Linked DNA regions of Homo sapiens: region 2 is linked to region 1. The links are chromatin loops, found by intact Hi-C in ENCODE. Cell type or tissue: dorsolateral prefrontal cortex. All regions are shown on one strand. Links, peaks and the distances in the headings refer to the core of each region. The heading gives the core; the rest is flanking DNA.

What was found. Peaks named below come from ENCODE experiments on the same cell type or tissue, not always from the same donor. Only the 100,000 strongest peaks of a DNase experiment are listed, where the experiment ranks them.
Region 2: it touches region 1 in a loop (2.6-fold over the local background); 13 of 110 quality-filtered maps call a loop at or near these places.

Annotation. Positions count from the first base shown.
Region 1 is chr15:25,828,011-25,833,394 of GRCh38, reverse strand. All of the region lies in intron 1 of ATP10A (ATPase phospholipid transporting 10A (putative)), which reads left to right. LOC107984770 (a long non-coding RNA gene) reads left to right here and starts at 422. Exons shown (of 2, transcript XR_001751446.1): 1 at 422-2,048; 2 at 2,353-4,308. In dorsolateral prefrontal cortex, for the core only: no CTCF peak of the experiment used is centred there; a DNase peak (open chromatin) is centred at 2,413; H3K27ac peaks cover 2,396 bases.
Region 2 is chr15:25,872,582-25,877,965 of GRCh38, reverse strand. ATP10A-DT (ATP10A divergent transcript) reads right to left here. Exons shown (of 2, transcript NR_183988.1): 2 at 756-1,258. Among named protein-coding and RNA genes, the nearest start is that of ATP10A-DT, 10 kb to the right of the region's middle. In dorsolateral prefrontal cortex, for the core only: no CTCF peak of the experiment used is centred there; no DNase peak of the experiment used is centred there.

The DNA.
Region 1 (5,384 bases), core at 133-5,132:
TGGCTGTTTAGAGACCTCAGTGTTGCTTTTCAGTGAGGTCTTTTGGGGAGAATGGCCAGCAGGCATTCATGCTTTTTATTCTTTCAATTAAAGATAAAAATAAAAAAATATGGGCCCGGCGCAGTGGCTCACACCTGTAATCCCAGCACTTTGGGAGGTCAAGGTGGGTGGATTGCCTGAGGCCAGCAGTTCGAAACCAGCCCAGCCAACATGGTGAAAACCCGTCTTTACTAAAAATGCAAAAATCACCCACTTGTGGTAATGTCCGCCTCTAATCCCAGCTACTTGGGAGGCTGAGGCACAAGAATCACTTGAAGCCAGGAGGCGGAGGTTGCAGTGAGCCGAGATCACACCACTGCACTCCAACCTGGGCAACAGAGTGAGACTCTGTCTCAAAAAAAAAAAAAAAAAAAGAATAAAATAGATTAAAAAAATGTAATTGACACATAACAATTATACACATTTGTGGAGCACAGAGTGATATTGCCTATGTATACGGTTTGTAATGATCAAATTGTGATAATCAGCATGTCTATCACCTCAAATACTTATTTCTTTTTATTGGGAGCATTCAAAATCCTCTCTTCTAGCTATTGGAAAATACACACTAAATTACTGTTAACTATAGTCCCCCTGCAGTGCTGCGGAATGCCACAACTTATCCCTCCTCTCCAGCTGTAGTTTAGTATCCAGTAACATACTCTTTTCATTTCCTTTCTTTGGGCAGAAGGCTAGATGTTGCCTGTTTTTGTTTTATTTTTCTGCTTCACATATAGCGCACGAAAGCAGAGTGTATTCAAAAAAGGAAATGTGTTTGAAAAAAAAAAAAGGAAACGAATTTACATAGGACCTGTAAGCATAAGACAAAAAATGGAATCTGGTCATTGACAACCTTAAATATAAAGATGCCAATTTTAGACTGCGACAATGGTCCAGAACATGACAGATCTTTGTGATGACTTTGCCTTGCCCGGCACACTCACAGGCAGCTGCCTTTGCTGAAATGAGGCCTTGTGTCTGCTAGGAGAGTAGCACTCAGATTTTCCACCCATTGCTGAATGAGTTTCCTGAGGCTTCTATAACAGATTACCATACACCAGGTGGCTTAAACCAACAGAAGTGTATTCTCTTACAGTTCTGAGGCTTCAAGGCTGAGACCAGCGTGTGGGCAGGGCCGTGCTCCTGTGGAAAGCTCTAGAGAAAAATCCTTCTTTGCCTCTTCCTGCGTCTGTGGTGGCCGCCAGTCCTTACGTCCCCTGTCTTGCAGCCACGTTGATCTGATTTCTGTCTCTGTCTTCACATGGCTGTCTTCTCTGTCATGAGTCTCTGTGTCTCTGTTTTCTCTGCTTATAAGGATACCAGTCATTGGGTTAGGGCCCGCCATACTCCAGTATAACCTTATCTTAACTAACTATATCTGCAAGGATCGTATTTCCAAATAAAGTGACATTCAGAGGTTCCAGATGGACATGAATTTTGGGGGACACTATTCATTCAACACAGTGTAATCGCCAAAGTCACGTACTGGCACTGTCCTACTGGCACTGGAGGGTTTTTGTTTGCTTGTTTATTTTAAGCATTCCATTTTGCTCATGAATAATGAGTTATTAACAGCAGGAGGTTCAGAAGGTTGTGTGGCTCTTTGGAAATATATGACAATGCTATCTTCTAGATCCCCTCACCTGGGTCAGGCAGTGAGGTGTTGCCCATAGGAGCCTCTATAGGTGCAGGTTCCCCTTGGTACCATGCTTTGCACATCGTGTGAGCTCAGAGTTTGTGGACAGATAGAAACTCAGGAAACACAAAATATCGATCCATATGGTATTTAGCTGAATCTGTGAAGACTGTCATTGATTGCCAAGAATTATGAGGATATTGCTAAGTCAGTGGCAGTCATTTACACTCCACAAAAAGCCATTTTCACATCTCGACACACTGAACATGTATTTTTAGAGAATGACTAAATGCAGTTCCATCCCCTATTAGGAATTCCCTGCTCGCAGCATTCTCCAGGAAAATGTTGTCAAGGAGATTAACTGTCCACATGGGTGAGTCCAGCATTTTTCTGAGGTAGCACAAACACACAGAGCCCATTACAGTTCCAGGACTTGCCCAACAATGTGTAATTGCAGCGGGGAGAGAATCTCATACGGGGTGGAGCCCCCGAGGCCCCCGAGCCACACACAGCTTTGGAATGAGGTGGGAGAGGGTATGGGCAGCGGTCCTAGACATCCAGACACTGTGGAGGGTGCTGGGTATGCACGGGGTCCAGCCTGTCTGCTGAGGAGCGGGCAGGGCATGGTGGGGAAGGTGGGGTGAGTGGCTGGGACTTTTGTTTGCATTTCATTGCAGACTCATCATTTGCCCCAAATATAATTTTGGCTTTGAATCATGTAGCGAAGCAGCCAGATGAAGGGAGGCCCGGCACAGCCAAAGCTCTGAAGCCTGGGAAGTATTGCCGTCCCACTCTGAGAACATAGTTCAGTGAATCATTTTCCTGGCTTCCTTTCAAAGTCTGAGGAAATGAAGTCCTTAGGTTTGAAACAGTGATTCCCAGGAGCAGGTAAGTGCTGAAAGCCTCATCAGGTGGCACGTTTACTAAAGCCACTTGTTTCTTTTGAAACAGGTTTAATATAGACCATCTTAAAATGTCATGACCTCATGGGACAATGCAGGGGGACAGAAATAAGTTGTCACCTCTGAGTTTGGGACTGAAGATCCCAGAGCCACAGTGAGGGAAGACGGAAGGGGGCCGTGGCGAACTGGGCTGTTAAGAGATCATGTGGCCAGTGCAGGGACACAGGACCCCCCCGGAGAGAAAGGGTCTGGGTCTCCTCCTGAGAGCCTGTTCAGGAATCTCCAAATTCTTGAACTTGTGGCGTGGTTTTCTTTGGAAAGGAAGGAAGGTGTAAAGAAGCCCAAGTCAGTTTCTCACTTGAGAAATGCTGTTGCAAAGGGGCAGTGTGGTGGGAATTTTAACCTTTGCCACTCCCTCTAGCAGAACTGTGTGGTTTTGGACAGGCTGGCCGCTAGTTTCAGGGCACAATAGAGGGACACTTCCACCCCTTTCAGTGACTTCCCAAGGTGGCTCTGCAGAGCACCCCTTAGGAGAGTGGAGCCTGGCCTCTGAGGCCATTCTGAATGAGGGGAAGGTGGGGATGACCCAGGAAGGCCAGCGCTGCATGGCTGCACCCCCTCTCCTGCATTTACCCCCAGGTGCCTGTGCTGGCAGCGGCACATCACCAGGCCTCCTCCTCTCCGTGGCTCCATTCACAGCTCCTGCTGGCTGAGGCCTTGGACCTGGCTGCCCACCGCACTTCTCCCCGCCTGAACCACCTCCATCTCCCTCCAGATGGTGACCGAGGCCTCCTAGCTTACCCTAACCACCTCCTGCCTCCACCCCGGCCCCTAGCACACACCTGAGCATCCTCCACCCAATGGCCAAAGTGATTCCTTACAATAGAAAGCAGACTGGGGCCCTCCTCTTCTTGGAAGCCTCACTGTCTTCCCTTCCCTGGGAGTGAGATCCAAAGTCTTTGCTTGACCCACAGGGTCCTGTACCTGGTGGCCCACTGTGTCCCTCCCCCGTACCCTCACTCTCCGCCTCCCATCCCACTACGCCTTGGCCTCTTGGGACTCCAGAGCGAGCCGTGCCTTAGAGCCCTGGGCTGCTGCCCCTTCCCCCAGCTCTCTCCTGGCTCCTGCCTAGTTCAGGCACCTTTCCCAGTGTCACACTCCCAGGGAGATCCTCCCTAAATGCCTCATCTCTGTCCCTACTCTGTTTATCTTACTACAGTCTGACCCACGTATGGATTTGGGCATTTAGATGTTTCTCTACCCACCCTCCTCCGCATTAGAATGTTAACTCTTGGGAGCAAGAGCTTTGTTTTCTGTGTGGCGGCATGCTTGGTTCCTGCTCAAGAAAAAAAAATTTTTTTGAAAGAACAAATAACATCAACACTCAATACTCATTTATTCACATATTTAAGACATTTTTCCTGGGTATCCCATTTTAATTCATCCTTAAAATGGAACTGATCTTGCCTCCTTAGCCTAAGTTCAGGGGAAATGGATGCAAAGCTCTGAAAGTCACTGATCTGGGTGCTGTGAGGTGACATCATCACAGGTGACATCACCAGCCAGCCATGGAGAGGTTTGAACGAACCTTCCCCCTTTCTCCCAGACAGATGTGACCAGGCTTTATGAAAATTTGTCTGTAAAGAGGCACTTTTCACCACATTATTTTAATACACTTGTGTTATTACCAGAAAAATGGGAAAGAAGGAAATAAAATTTGCATCGACTTTCCGCCTCCTTACTCCACGTTGGTTCTTGCAAACAGACTGGAGTTGTGTGTCTGTTACCCCCTCCTTTCTCGCACATGTTCCAGCGTTATGCATGATGTGGAGCAAAGCTTTATTAATAAGGTTGCCAGGAATCACCAGCCATAGAAATGCCTACCTTTTTGAGTGAACAATTCCATTTCTATAAATCTATCCTGGGAAGATAATCTTTGATGCAGTCAAAGATCACAGTGCCCGAGGATAGTCAGTTTTTACAACAGCACATGTAAAACACAGCATGAGTGCTGCCAAATCCATATAATAATTAGATATCATGGTTCACTTACTGGAATACTGTGTATTTATTAAATTATATTTTAAGATACTTTCTGGTTACATGGAAATGCTTATGACTGGATAAAGCAATACAAATGATAACAAATACGGGATGTTAAATTTCCCTCTAAGCCCTGCTTTAGCTGCATCCCGTATGTTTTGGTGTGTTGGATTTTTGTTTGCGTTCATCTCAAAGTATTTCCTAATTTCCGTGTGATTTCCCCTGTGATCCATTGGTTATTTAAGAGTGGATTGTTTAATGTCCACGTATGTATGTCTTTCTCAAATTTGCTTCAGTTATTGATTTCATTTCTAAGTTCATTCCAAGAGCCTACTTAGTATGGTATCGATCCTTTAAACTTACTGAGTTTTGTTCTATGGCTTAGCTTATGGTCTGTACTACAGGACACGCCACGTGCACTTAAGAAGAAAGTTTATTCTACTGTTGCTGGGCAGAGTATTCTACAGTTGTCTGTCAGGTCTAGTTCATTTATAATATTTTTCAAGTCTTCTATTTCCTTGTTAATTTCTGCTAGTTCTATTTATTGTTGAAAGTGGGGCACTGGATTCTCTGTTATTGTTAAATTGTCTATTTCATCCTTCAGTTCTGTCATTTTCTGCTTCATTTGTTTTGGGAACTTACAGTTAGCTTCATTTTTGCTTATAATTGTTATGGCCTTCTGATGGATTGACCTTTTTTTCATCATAAAATGTCTTTCTTGATTTGTACTATCATTTTTTTGTTTTAAAGTCTATTTTTTGTTC
Region 2 (5,384 bases), core at 327-5,326, 44 kb before region 1:
AACACACTGATATAACTCAAATAAGAGCCTCTTTTACCTGGCCCACTGCCTCCGTCTGTACTTATTCCTTACCACACCTAAATTCCAGACATACTGAAACTCTTGCGAAAATACTTGGTGATCTTATTCTTTGCTTCCACCACTCTCTCTGCTGCGCCTCCTTCTTGTTTCTGTGTGACAAGCTCCTACTCTCCTTTCACGACCCAGTCAAGGATGGCCTCTTGACTACCTCTCTCCAGGTAGATTTTTTTTTTTTTTTCTTTTTTGAGATGGAGTCTCGCTCTGTCGCCCAGGCCGGAGTGCAGTGGCGCCATCTTGGCTCACTGCAAGCTCCGCCTCCCAGGTTCACACCATTATCCTGTCTCAGCCTCCCTCGTAGCTGGGACTACAGGCGCCCGCCACCATGCCCGGCTAATTTTTTGTATTTTTAGTAGAGATGAGGTTTCACCATGTTAGCCAGGATGGTCTCGATCTCCTGACCTAGTGATCCACCCGCCTCGGCCTCCCAAAGTGCTGGCATTACAGGCGTGAGCCACTGCACCCAGCCCTCTCTGGGTAGTATTAACAGTTCTTTGACTTCCAGAGCCCTGCAGAGGTTTCTGTCATGGCACTTGGTGCCATGGTATCACATAGGGGCACTTGGTGTTTACAAGCGGAAGGAGGTAGGATTTAGAGAAGTTGATCTTGGTGACTGGAGCTTTCTATTAGTCATTTGGGAGAGAACGGATATAGGAGGCATAAAATGAGCAACAGCATGTTTTCAGGTTGCTTTATTTCCAAAATTTGCTCTTGGGAATCAAAAAGGAAGGGCTGAGGTGGTATATTACAGCAGAGATGGAAATGCAGTGGGAGGGAGAGTGAGACCACCGAAGACCACCCCGCGGCAGGGGGACTGGAGGAGGTGGCCTGGGCGGGGCCTCTGGCCTGTGAGCTGTTGGGGAAACCACAGCTGGCACTGAAAGCCTGCCTAGCTTCGCCCTACGTAGCTCCTGGGGGCGACACCTGACAGCCGTGGAGGCAGGCAGTGCCTGCAGACAGGCTGGAATTGGCTGGAGCCTCAAATGCTGCTCCACGTTCTGCCCTTTGCCTTGGCTTGCTACCCACAGTTGTCATCCTGAATTTTCCAACAGGGAATTCCTTTCCTGTGTTTAGATATGATGCTGAGCCTTCTCAGAACTGTCCTGGTAGACATTCTTTCCCGGGCAACGGCCCAGAACGCATCTCTGTCTTTCTAAAATGGAGATGGGCTCCTTGACACCTAGAGGAGCAACAGAGGGTGTGAAGGAAAAATTTCAGACTTAACACTTGAATGTGGCTGGGGAGGGTGATGTTTTGTCATAATACAAGTGTCTCCTCCGCTCAACATGTCTCCAGAGGGCAGAGACACAGCCCTGTTTAGCACGACTGAAGCAGCATATCCACCACTGTTTGTTGCTTGTCTGCAACAAGATAAGGAACTTCTCAGAACATAAAGCAAACACACTGCTTCCTTGCTTCCTTCCCTGAGAGTGTCTTTCCTAACAGGCAGTGCACGAGCCGTCTGCAGACCACACCTGAAGTAGCACTGACTCTGCATCCTTGCACTCCTGATTGTTACTACAGAGCATGGCACATAGTGGGTGCTTCGTGGTACTGTTTGTGAAATAGTTATTTTCATGAATGAGTTGAGCTTTAGAACAATCATTGGAGGACTCAGGCCTTTTTCGGGAGAGTGGACCTTCTCTCTCCTCAGCAGTAATCACTTTCCTCTCTTAATTCCTTCTTCAGTAAAATATAATAGCAAATTGCTCTCTCTTGCTATCGCCCTTTTTCTCTGTCTCCATCTGTCTTATACATCTAATAATATATTATTGGTCCAAATATGATTTGATTATTCTATAAGATAAAATTGAATGTCCCTTTTTTCTTCCTTGTCTTGCTATCCTCCTGTAGCTGGTCATAGCAACAGTGACTCAATGAATGACTTAATCAGTCTTGCTTCTTAGGGATTACTATGGATTCATCTATGTCCTTCTCAAATTTATATGTTGAAGTCCTAACCCCAAGTATCTTAGAATGTGACTTTATTTGGAAATAGGGCTGTTGCAGATGTAATTCATTAAGTTACAATGAGGTCATGCTGGAGCAGGTGGGCCCTAATCCAATGTGACTGGTGTCCTTACAAAAAGGGGGAACGTGGACACACACACGCACACACACACACACAGAGAGAGAATGTCATGTGACCATAGGAGAAGCTATTGCAGTGATGTCTCTGCAAGACAAGAAATGCCAAAGATGAGCAGCAAACCGCAGAAGCCAGGGGAGAGACCGAGAACAGAGTCTCCCTCCCGGTCCTCAGAACCGGCCAACTCTGCTGGCACCTGGATTTCAGACTTTCGGCCTCCAGACCTGTGAGACACCTCATTTCTGTTCATGCCATCTAGTTGGTGGTGCTTTGTACAGCAGCCCTAGTGAAAAATATAGGAGTGTATTCTACACACTTTGTTCATATCCCACAAATGGGGCCTAACACGTGACCACACCTATCCTTTTCAGTTGAACCCAGGAGGCTGAGGCTGCCGTGAGCTGAGATTATACCACCGCACCCTGGCCTGGGCAACAGAGCAGGATCCTGCCTCAAAAAAAAAAAAAAAAAAAAGAAATAAAAGCAAAAAGAATTTTAAAATGTTGTTTACCTTTAATATGATAATATGTTAGGCTTTCATGCTACAGAAATCGGAAGTTTTTATGTCGTTCATTTTGCTGTTTGTGGCTTCTGGGTTTTGTCCTTGTTTAGAAAATTCTTCCCCCTCTAACACAAATATAACACGTACTTCTCTGGTACTTCCCCTTGTTAAAATGTTTTAATAATAAACCCCCTAGGTTGTATTTTAGTTTATGATGTGAAATAAGGATTTGACTTTTCTGCCCAAATTGTCTATGTTTCCAATGCCATATACTACACAGTACTTTCCTCACTCCATTGATTTCAAACTCCACGTTTCATCACAGACTAAATTTCCACACACACAGAAATGTTGGTGAGTTCTTATTTTTGTCCCCAGTGTGCATTCCTGTGTGAAAGCCACCAGAAATAATATCTTTAATTGACAGAGTAGATCTCTCTCTCTCATGATTATATTTCAGTAGTGGAATTTACATTGTTTCTCTGTGTGTGTGTGTGTGTGTGTGTGTGTGTGTGTGTGCAGCCCACCTTTAAGATACATCATTTGGAATACAAACATTATATGTTAGACATATGCTAGTTATAAAGCATATGAATATACAAATATATTACAATGAGAAAATTAACATTAATAAAATTAATAAAATAATCTTGATTTTTTCAAGTAATATTTATACTATACTAAATGTTGATATATTTAAATAATTATAGTTAAATATATTTTATATCAAAATTTATTTAAAATATAAATATATAATTAAATAATAATTAATAATTAAAATTAATAAAATAATCAACTTTACTTAGATTTCACCATGTACTTTGTGTGTATTTATATTTGTTCTGTGCAATTTTTCCTGTGAACACCACTCTGATTCAACACAGAAAGAGTCCATCATAGGGATCTCTTCCACCACCCTTTTATAGCCACCGCCATCTCCCTCTCTCTCCCCTTTGTAAAAATTGGCACCACCAACTAATTTACCCTCCATCTCTGTTGTTTTGCTGTTTCAAGAATGCTACATTAGGCCAGGCACTGTGGCTCATGCTTGTAATCCCAGCACTTTGACAGGCCAAGGCAGGCAGATCACTTGAGCCCAGGAGTTTGAGAAAACCCTGGGCAACATGGCAAGACCCTGTCTCTACAAAAAATACAAAAATTAGCTGGGCATGGTGGTGTGTATCTGCAGTCCCAGACACTTGGGAGCCTGAGGTGGGAGGATCACTTGAGCCCAGGAAGTCCAGGCTGCAGTGAGCTGAGATCACTCCGCTGCACTCCAGCCTATACGACAGAGCGAAACCCTGTCTCAAAAAAAAAAAAACACAAAAAACAAAAAACAAAAAACAGAAAATAAAAAGAATGCTACATTAATGGAATTGTATGATATGTAGACTTTAGAGATTGGCTTTCTTCACTCAGCACAAGTCTCTCAAGATCCATCCAAGTTGTGTGCCTCAATAGACCATGTCTTTTTATTGCTGAGTAGTTAATACCACAGTGTGGATGCACTATAATTTGTTTATCCTTTCACCTTTTGGAGGCATTTAACTTGTTTCCGGTTTCTGACTATTATGAATAGAGCTGCTATAAACATTTACATACAAGTTTTGTGTGAATGAGTTTTAATTTCTCTAGGATGAATGCCTAAGAGTACAATTGCTGAGTTGTATGGTAAGCACATGTTTAGTTTCACAAGAAACTACTTTATCACATATATAAGTATGCTTAACAAGATTGTGCTTAATCTTGCTAGTAGTATTAGTGCTCTGCAAAAATAGTATTGTACTACACGTGGTCATCCGGGACTTACATCCAACATAGTGTTTCCAAGATTTCTCCATGTTGTTGTGTATAACACAACATAGTGAGACACAGTCTGTACTAAGCCCGGGAAGTCAAGACTGCAGTGAGCTGAGATCACACCACTGCACACCAGCCTGGGCGTCAGTGTGAGTCCTTGTGTCAAAAAAAAAAAAAAAAAAAGAACATGTTTGTGTGTATATATAAATATATCAAGCAAATGATATATCTGTTTTCTTTCCTCTCTCATTCCCTCATCATGTAACTATAAGATATATTGAGCCAGGTGCCTTGGCTCACGTCTGTAATCCTAACACTTTGGCAGATTGAGGCAGGAGAATAGCTTGAGGTCAGGAGTTTGAAACCAGCCTGGGCAACCTAGAGAGACCCCTATCTCTATTAAGAAAAAAAAATTTTGACTTTATATCAATATTTAAGTATTGCTAATTTTACATAATATCATTTAAATTATGGGATATTGGCTGGGCTCAATGGCTCATGCCTGTAATCCCAGCACTATAGGAGCCTGAGACAGGAAGATCTCTTGAGCCCAGGAGTTCAAGACCAGCACGGGCAACACAGTGAGTCTCTGTTTCTAGAAACATACGTACAAACATACATACATAAATGGATATAGGAGAAGAGTAAACATTACTCAAGGACTTTACCTCCTCTTCTGGAGAAGGGATGGTTTAAGGAAATGCATATGGGTGCTAAATTGACAAGGGGTAGATTTGTGAAGATTAATTTTAAATGTTAATTTGACTAGATTAAGGGATATCCACATAGCCGGAAAAGCATTATTTCTATTTTATTTTTATATGTTATGTTATGTTTTATGATTTTTGAGATAAGGTCTCACTCTGTCACTCAGGCTCGAGTGCAGTGGCGCAATCGTGGCTCACTGTGACCTCA